2 separate regions of the Homo sapiens genome follow, and region 2 is linked to region 1. Evidence: chromatin contacts called from ENCODE Hi-C or POLR2A ChIA-PET data. All regions are on one chromosome and are shown on one strand. The core of a region is the stretch at or near the end of the contact, and the rest is flanking DNA. Distances in the headings are between cores, read along the strand shown.

Region 1 (3,986 bases), core at 542-3,041:
CGTCACAAATGTTCTAATGTCACAGTATTGTTTTCTTCTTGCAGATACAGATGCCAACAGAAATTGAGTTAGGAAGCTTGCAGGCTTCCAGAAATTCATCAACACCTGATCAGCTTTTCTGCTGCAAGTTAAAGTGACCTCTGAAGAGGTCAAACCCTAGGTCCCTTTGATTCTGCTACTGTTCTGACATTTGCAGAGGGGTGTGAAAACCTCTTTGCTTGTTCTGGCTTGTGTGAGCTGCTTTATCTCTTACCCTAGACGTACAGTAAGAAAAGAGCAATCAGAGACAGGCATTTGGTGAGGCTTTAGTTTGTCCCACTTTCACTCCTGCCCCCACCTCCCACCTTGTCCATGTTAGGTGTTCCCTGTAAGAATGAAATGTACTGATCCGATATTTTCCCATTTTTAAACTTGAATTCAATTAGACTTTTGTCATGGGTCATATAAAGCAGAAATGCATGTGTATTATGATTTCTGGCATATTCTAATGAATCAAGTGTTAATGTCATAAGGCTTCATTGATTTGAAATAACGGGCAATTTACTGACTGAAGGCTAAATATTGGTACAAATGAGTACAACATATTTTTGAAAATAATTTGGCAATACTTTATCAAAAGTTACAAAATATTTGTGTCTTTTATATAGCAATCCCACTCCTAGGGGTTATTAAAAGTGGAGGGGGGAAGCCTCATGCACAACAATGTTCATTCAAGACTGTCTTAGAATAATATAAATGTAAACAATACATATTCTAACCATATGCATGACTAAGACAATTATAGTAAAAACTTCTTAGAGGAAAATATTATGTAACTATTAGTTATTCCCTTTGTTTGGAACACTTTCCACCCCCTCTGCCTTATTTCTCTGCCAGCTAACTCCCACTTAGTCTTCAAGACTCAGGGTACCCACCACTGTGCTTATATAACACCTGGGCACACCTCTATTAAAACATGTATAGCCCACTGCATTGTAACCCATGATTTTGCCTGTTAGTGCCCTCCACTGGATTGCAACTCACTGAGGCAGAGTCTGTCATTTGTGCAACAAGTTAAAAATCAGAAAGCAATGGGGCAATAAATAAAATTATTTCTGATATATAGAATTTAGCTTCAGCTAATTCAGACCTGCCTTCGTTCCCTGCTCCCAACCCCCTCCAGCCTCCAGCAGCAGCAGCAGCAGCAGCAGCAGCAGCAGCGCCCCTGAAGTCTCTTGTGGAAGGTGAGAAATCTACCGATAAGCTTTCTAGTAGGAGTGTCTTTGGGGAGGGAGTGAGTGGGAGATTAGAAATGGGGCCGGTGGAATATTCCTGCAAAACTCCAGGAACCATTAGCATTCCACTTCTTCTTACAAAGATTGTTTTCATGTCTGAGTTGCCCTATATAGTGCAGAAATTGAGAATGCAAACGTGCAAACGATCGGTGTGATCTACTGAAAGGCGATGCGCGTTCCCTTCTTGCAGGCAGAACTGCCTTAGGAAGCATGAAAGTGGACGCAGCCCGGTGCCAGGTGTCAGCGATTTGAGCTCGCTTCCGGGCCCCATTCATTTCCAGCCCGGCTCCCAGATACTTCCCGAGGCGCTCCCTTTTGCCCGCCCGACTTCTGAGCGGAGCGCTCGGGTGTGAGGAGAACCGGCAAATCCTCGCGGGCGCTGGGCGCTCGCGGAGCCGCCCGCGCCCAGCCCCGTCACGTTGGCTGCCGAGCGCATCCCGGCTGCGCCCCGGCGGGGAGGCGCCGAGGGTAGCTAAGGGGAGCAGGTCACGTGAGAGGAGGAGTCTGACCTACTTTCCAGGCGGTAGGCGCATGCGCACTTCCCATCTGCGCTCCGGCCGGGAGGCTCACGTGGAATCGCACGTGCCTGGTCCTGCAGCTAGGGGCTCCTGGCCCGGGGCGCGCAGGGGCGGGTCCGCGGTGGGACCCGCGGAGAGGGGCGCGGCGGGGCGGAGCGCTTGGAGACTCAGTCTGCGGGTCCCGCAATCATCATCCGTGACAACCACAGCCTCTGGAGAGCTGCTTAGGCTCCCTGCGGGGCTTCCCACGAATTCATCACATTCAACATTCGTGAATTCAGAAATTAAGACAAAGACTGCACCTCTGCCCTGTAAATCACTAGTTCCGCAACTCAGAATTTATCCTGCAAATGGGCTTCTGCTCCTGCGAAGTGAAGTCCCTGCAAGGATAATCATTACATCATTGTTGGACATCACAAACGGCCAGAAACAGTCAAAATGTCCAACGATAACACCGGTTAAATTCATAGAAACGTAAATTATGGTTGGGCCACACTTGAAGTTGTCTGCAGCTCTTAAAAACAAATAGACTCTGCTCTCTAGACACTGATATGGAAAGACCTTCAAGATACATTATGTGATTTGTAAAAAAAAATGATGCAGAACAGTGTCTGGGATGCTGACATTTGTGAGGAAAAAAATTATATATGTATATATGTTATGATCAGACTAGTTCTGGAAAAATATATTGGATGACTGGGGGTGGGGGTCAGGGAAGACGCGAGACTCCATACTTATGTAACTTTTAAATTTTGTACCATGGATGATTAATCTTTTTTTTTTTTTTTCCAAATAACATTTAAAAACAGTTATTTAGCACTTACCCTGTGCTGGGCACCAGCTTTTATGTAAATCATTTCCTCCTAGAAAGTTTGTCATGTACAGTATCTGCCGCATTTCCTGTTCTGTTCAGCTTGAATCTTAATGTCTTAAGCTTTCTGATACACAGTTGAGACGTTTTTTAAAATCCCGATATGAACAACCGAAGCCCTCCACATCTTTAAGATTCTTTTCAAGTTCTGTCTCTTGAGGGAAAGTATCTTAACCAAGAGGCTCTCAGCAACAAATACTTGCATAATAAAGCTGACACAGCAGTTTCACATATGTGATTAGCTTTTACTCTCCCGATTGTGAGTTTGTAGTGCAGATATTATTATCACTGTGGTTAGTACATATGTGCCGGTTATATTCGGTTGCAAGTTAACTAAAAGTCCAACTCTAAGTGGCTTGAACGGTAAAGCTCATTTAACTTCAGATTGGATGTTGGATTTCAGGGATACATCGATTTGCCTGCTAAACAATGCCATCAGGAACTTGTTTCTTTCTAATCTTCTGCCAAGGTTTCCATAGTGTCAGCTTCATCTAAAGCTTTGGGAGGCCGGGAGCGGTTGCTCACGCCTGTAATCCTAGCACTTAGGGAGCCTGAGGCGGGCAGACTGCCTGAGCTCAGGAGTTCGAGACCAGCCTGGGCAACATGGTGTAACTCCGTCTCTACTAAAAAATACAAAAATTAGCCAGGCGTGGTGGCTCACGCCTGCAGTCCCGGCTACTCAGGAGGCTGAGGCACGAAAATCACTTGAGCCTGGGAGGCGGAGGTTGCAGTGAGCTGAGATCCCAACTGCACTCCAGCCTTGGGGATAGTGTGAGAACCTGCCTCAAAAAGAAAAAAAAAAAAAAAAAAAAAGTAAAGCTTTGGGAAAGTCTCATTTAGTAAAAGTGCTTCTTCCCAGAAGCAGCAAGTAAACATCCTCCCTATACTCTTGGCCTCAAGTTGGGGCAAGTGCCCACACTTGAACTAGTAACAATAGCAGGAGAAGGAATTATGCCAATTCGTTTGTGTTACTCTATTAGTCCATGTGCTTTGAGGGGAGCTAAAGAAAAAAAAAAAAAAGACAGCCTATGGATGGTGTGAAGTGACCACAATGCCTCTTAATCATTACTGTCACTCCCACCGCTATTATTTCCCTCTTTCTGGTGTGGCAAACTGGATGAAGTGATAGCTCTTGACTTCCTGAAGATTATGTAGGCAGTATACTTGCATTTTCCCTCTACTGTATACCTTCCCAGTGATGGAGTAAGAGCATGAACACATCAGAAAAGTCTATCTCCAATCTAGCAAAACTACTTGAGTTATAATGAGAAATCAGTGATACCATTATGGCAGAATTATATACAAGGAAGTGTGCAAACACCA
Region 2 (3,986 bases), core at 1,032-3,531, 340 kb before region 1:
GCCTGTTCTAGATGACCACTGGATAACAGAGTTTTTCCATACAATTTCAGGGCCCTTGCTTTTGTGACGCTAATTGCATTAGCACTAAGTGAAGGCCAAATGACCCCACAGAGCACTTTTTAATTGAAGGTTTACAGTTGTACAGAGAAAGGAATTGAAAACTGAAACATCACGTAGAAGAACATCACATAGATACCTTAAATGCAAAACTCCTTGTGCTGTGTCTGTCAGTAGTCTGTTAAGTTGTGAGTGGATGCTATGATATCCACTTCTCAGTATAAGTAAGAGTAATAGATTCATGTGAAGAAATGTCATTCAGTTTTTTGGGCTGTAATGCCTATAATAATTATTAAAAACAATTATAGGTTGGGTGCAGTGGCTTACGCCTATAATCCCAACACTTTGGGAGGTCAAGGCAGACCAATTGCTTGAGGTCAGGAGTTTGATACCAGCCTGGTCAACATGGCAAAGCCCCATCTCTACTAAAATTACAAAAATTAGCAGGGTAGGATGGCACATGCCTGTAAACCCAGCTACGTTAAGAGGCTGAGGCATGAGAATCGCTTGAACCCAGGAGGCAGAGGTTACGGTGAGCCAAGATGGCGCCACTGCGCTCCAGCCTGGGTGATAGAGTGAGACTCTGTCTCAAACAAACAAACAAGAAATTATAAATATATATTTATATATTTAGCCCAGTTAGAATTTCTCCTGGTTTTATATATATACACATATATACACACACACACATATATATGTATATATATAAATTATATATATAAAATAAACCAGGAACACACACACATATATATAATTATATATATATAATCGCATATACATATAATCTTGTTATTTCAACAGCTTTTGGGGTACAAGTGGTTTTTGGTCATATGGATGAATTGTATAGTGGTGAAGTCAGATTTTAGTGCACTGGTCACCAAGGAGTGTACATTGTACCCAATATGTGATTTTTCATCCCTCACCCCTGCTCACTCGCCCCACTTCTGAGTATCCAGTGTCCATTATACCTCTCTGTATGCTTTTGTGTACCCATAGCTTAGCTCCCACTTAGAAGTCAGAATATATATTTGGTTTTCCATTTCTGAGTTACTTCACTTAGAATGATAGCCTCTAACTCCATCCAAGTTGCTGCAAAAGACATCATTTTGTTTATTTTTTATGGCTGAGTAGTATTCCATGGTGTATATATAACACATTTTCATTATCCACTTATCAATTGATGGTCCATTATCTTTGCAATTGTGAATTGTGCTGCCATAAACATATACATGCAGGTGTCTTTTCAATATCACTACTTCTTTTCCTTTGGGTAGATACCCAGTAGTAGGACTGCTGGATTGAATGGTAGATTTACTTTTAGTTCTTTGAGAAATAGCCATAATGCTTTTCATAGAGGGCTGTGCTAATGATGGCGCCTGCAGCCCATCTGGGGCAGCCGCTGCCATTACGCTGGCTGCAACAGCGAAGCTCAGCCAGGGCTGCACACTCCGTGGAGCTGGCAACAAGTGGGAATCACAACACTTCCGAGCTGATGGGGAGGGAATTCCCCAGGTGCAGCCACAACAGCCCAAGTCATGGCTGCAGACTCGGGCCTCCCACTCCACAGAGCAGGAAGGAGCCCCACCCCCTCGGGCACAGCTGCAGCCACCAAACCCAGACTGCACAGTCGGGCATCTCTGCACTGTCGGGGCATGGGAAGGCCTCCCCTGAGAGGAGGAGAATCTCTTGAACCCGGAGGCGGAGGTTGCTGTGGGTCAAGATCGCGCCACTGCGCTCCTGCCTGGGCAACAAAGGCGAAACTCCGTCTCAAAAAAAAAAAAAAAATTTTTGAAGTAGGGACTATTATTATTCCTATTTTACAGATAATGAAACTGAAGTCTTCAAGGAGATTATATAATTTGCCTATGTTTACACAGCTACCACGTAGAAAATGTGGGATGCTACGCAGTCTAACAGCTTTCATTTTCAACCGCATGTGATACTGATTCCTGCTGTGAAAGAAAGAATGGTAATTTCTTGGAGTTACAGTTCAGGGAACTATAACAGTGGGCCCTGACACAGTATGGTGCGGGGAGAGGGTCCAAGAAGGCTTTTCCTGAGGAAATGAGGTTTCAGCAGAGAAATGAAGGGGAAAAAAGGAGTTAACTAGGCATGTGGAAGTTGGAGGAGCTTTGTATGTAGAGGAAACCGCATGCAGGGCGGGCCTGGGTTGGAAAGCAGCATTATGCTCTTGAAGAAGTGAAAGTTCATTCCACGGGCTGTTGTTCACTTCATGGTGGCGAGGCTGGAAGTGATGATGACTGTGTGTGCCATGGGGAGAGAAATGAACTGATGTGGGTCAGTGCATTTCTGCTCTGACTACCCGGGGGCCCATCACTACAGCAGTGGCCTTATTTTTCCTATTAAGTCTCTTTCAGTTTGAGTTCAAGATCACTAGCATATTATCCTTTTCTCAGCCCTGTGTCTGCCTTCTCATTAGTATTTGGATGAAGATGAAACTCCTTAAAATCCCTCCGAGTGCTGCGTGGGCTGGAGGCTTCTGCTCTCCGCTGTCCTTTTCACCCTGCTCCCTCCTACTCTCTGTGCTCCCAGCTTCTCACTACGCTGAATATTTTTTTTCAGTCCTTTATGCTCCTTTTGTCTCCTTTTGTCTGAGTGATTGTCCTTTCCCTCTTTGCTTGTTCATGTATTCAAAAATTATTTTCTAGCACCTGCTATGTGTTAGGCACTGTTGTAGGCACTGGAGTTACAACTAAAATTCAAGACATGTATGGAGGGGTTGGGTTGGGAAGGGCAGACAGAGAAAAAAGAGGAAGTAAACAAGAAGAAATAGCAGCTCATGATGACATCATGCAGAGAATTAAAGTCAAAAGATCTGATGGAGAGAAACTAGGTGTAGGTTGGATTGGGTGGTTAGGGAAGACCTTTCTAAAGATGTAATATTTAAGCTTGAGATCTGGATAACGAAAGGAGACAGACAGACAAAAGTAACAAGGAAAAATATGTCAGAAAGAGAGAACTACAAGCTCAAAGGCCATTAGCTGGGAATAAGCATGGAATGTTTGAAGAACTGAAAGAAGGATTGTGTGACCAGAGTGGAGTTAGGGGTGGGGCTCGGGGTGGGAGTGGAAATAGTAACAGTTGAGTCAAAAGTTATGAATGTCGGGTGTCGTAGGGCTGTGTGAGTCAGTGGGAGGAGTTTAGATTTTATTCCAGTTACCACTGGAGGGATTTTAGAAGAGCGACAGGATAGGATTTACCTTTTAGCTGAGATTTACCTTTTGGCTGCTAAGTGGAGAATGAAGTCTTGGTGGAAACACTGAAATAGTTCACGAGAGAGGGGATGTTGATGTCTTGGCCCTGGGTAGTGGTGTGAAAGTGGTGGATTTTGCATACTATAAGGGAGGAGCAGGCAGTGTTAACTGACAAACTGCTTTGGGGTAGGGGGAGTGAGGGAAAGAGGAAAATCGGAAAGAATTCCTAAACCTTTGTTTTGATCAATTGGAGGGACGGTGGTGCCACTTACTAAAACAGAAAGGCTATGAGAAGGGTTGATGTTTGGTGTGAGCAGGACTGAGAATTCTGCTTTGAACATGCCAAGGTGAGATGCCTGTGTGCCATCCAAGTGAACTCTCAGGTCTGAAGTTTTGAGGAGAGAAAGGACTAAATGTGTACGTGTGAGAGAAATCGTCACATACATGGTGCTCAAAGCCATGGAGAGATGTGTGGGTAGGGAAGAAATGAGGGCCCATCTGGTTCACTGCTGCCCAGTGTTCCCCAGTGTTTCCCCCTCTGGTGTCTCCTTCCTCACTGGTGCCTTCCTGATCCCCTGCTTAGAAAAATCCCTGTTGTAAACACTTATAACCATTGTGTACCCTCCTTCACAACTCTCAACACAGTTGAAATCTCCATGTATTTGCGTAATCAGTAATGCAATGATAATGTGACTAGGTGATAGATCCGTGAGC

Evidence for each region. A loop is a pair of places that touch in the nucleus more often than their neighbours do. ChIA-PET counts read pairs that join two places held with the same protein, here RNA polymerase II (POLR2A). Pooled maps may share reads with other maps.
Region 2: a pooled map shows a loop between it and region 1 (3-fold over the local background). The contact joins two enhancer-like sites. A Hi-C loop is called at or near these places in 1 of 37 single-sample maps with no recorded cell type and 2 of 50 pooled maps. POLR2A ChIA-PET finds 5 or more read pairs at or near these places in 1 of 52 experiments (T-cell).

What each region holds. Positions count from the first base shown.
Region 1 is chr17:55,236,261-55,240,246 of GRCh38, reverse strand. No RefSeq gene overlaps it. Among named protein-coding and RNA genes, the nearest start is that of HLF, 27 kb to the left of the region's middle. RefSeq lists a silencer at 1,575-2,044. Within about 2 kb of position 1,791, at least 27 of the 41 ENCODE cell types and tissues checked have a DNase peak (open chromatin) inside an H3K27ac peak, as active enhancers do.
Region 2 is chr17:55,575,491-55,579,476 of GRCh38, reverse strand. No RefSeq gene overlaps it. Among named protein-coding and RNA genes, the nearest start is that of SMIM36, 66 kb to the right of the region's middle. RefSeq lists enhancers at 2,515-2,584, 2,264-3,463. Within about 2 kb of position 2,281, at least 29 of the 41 ENCODE cell types and tissues checked have a DNase peak (open chromatin) inside an H3K27ac peak, as active enhancers do.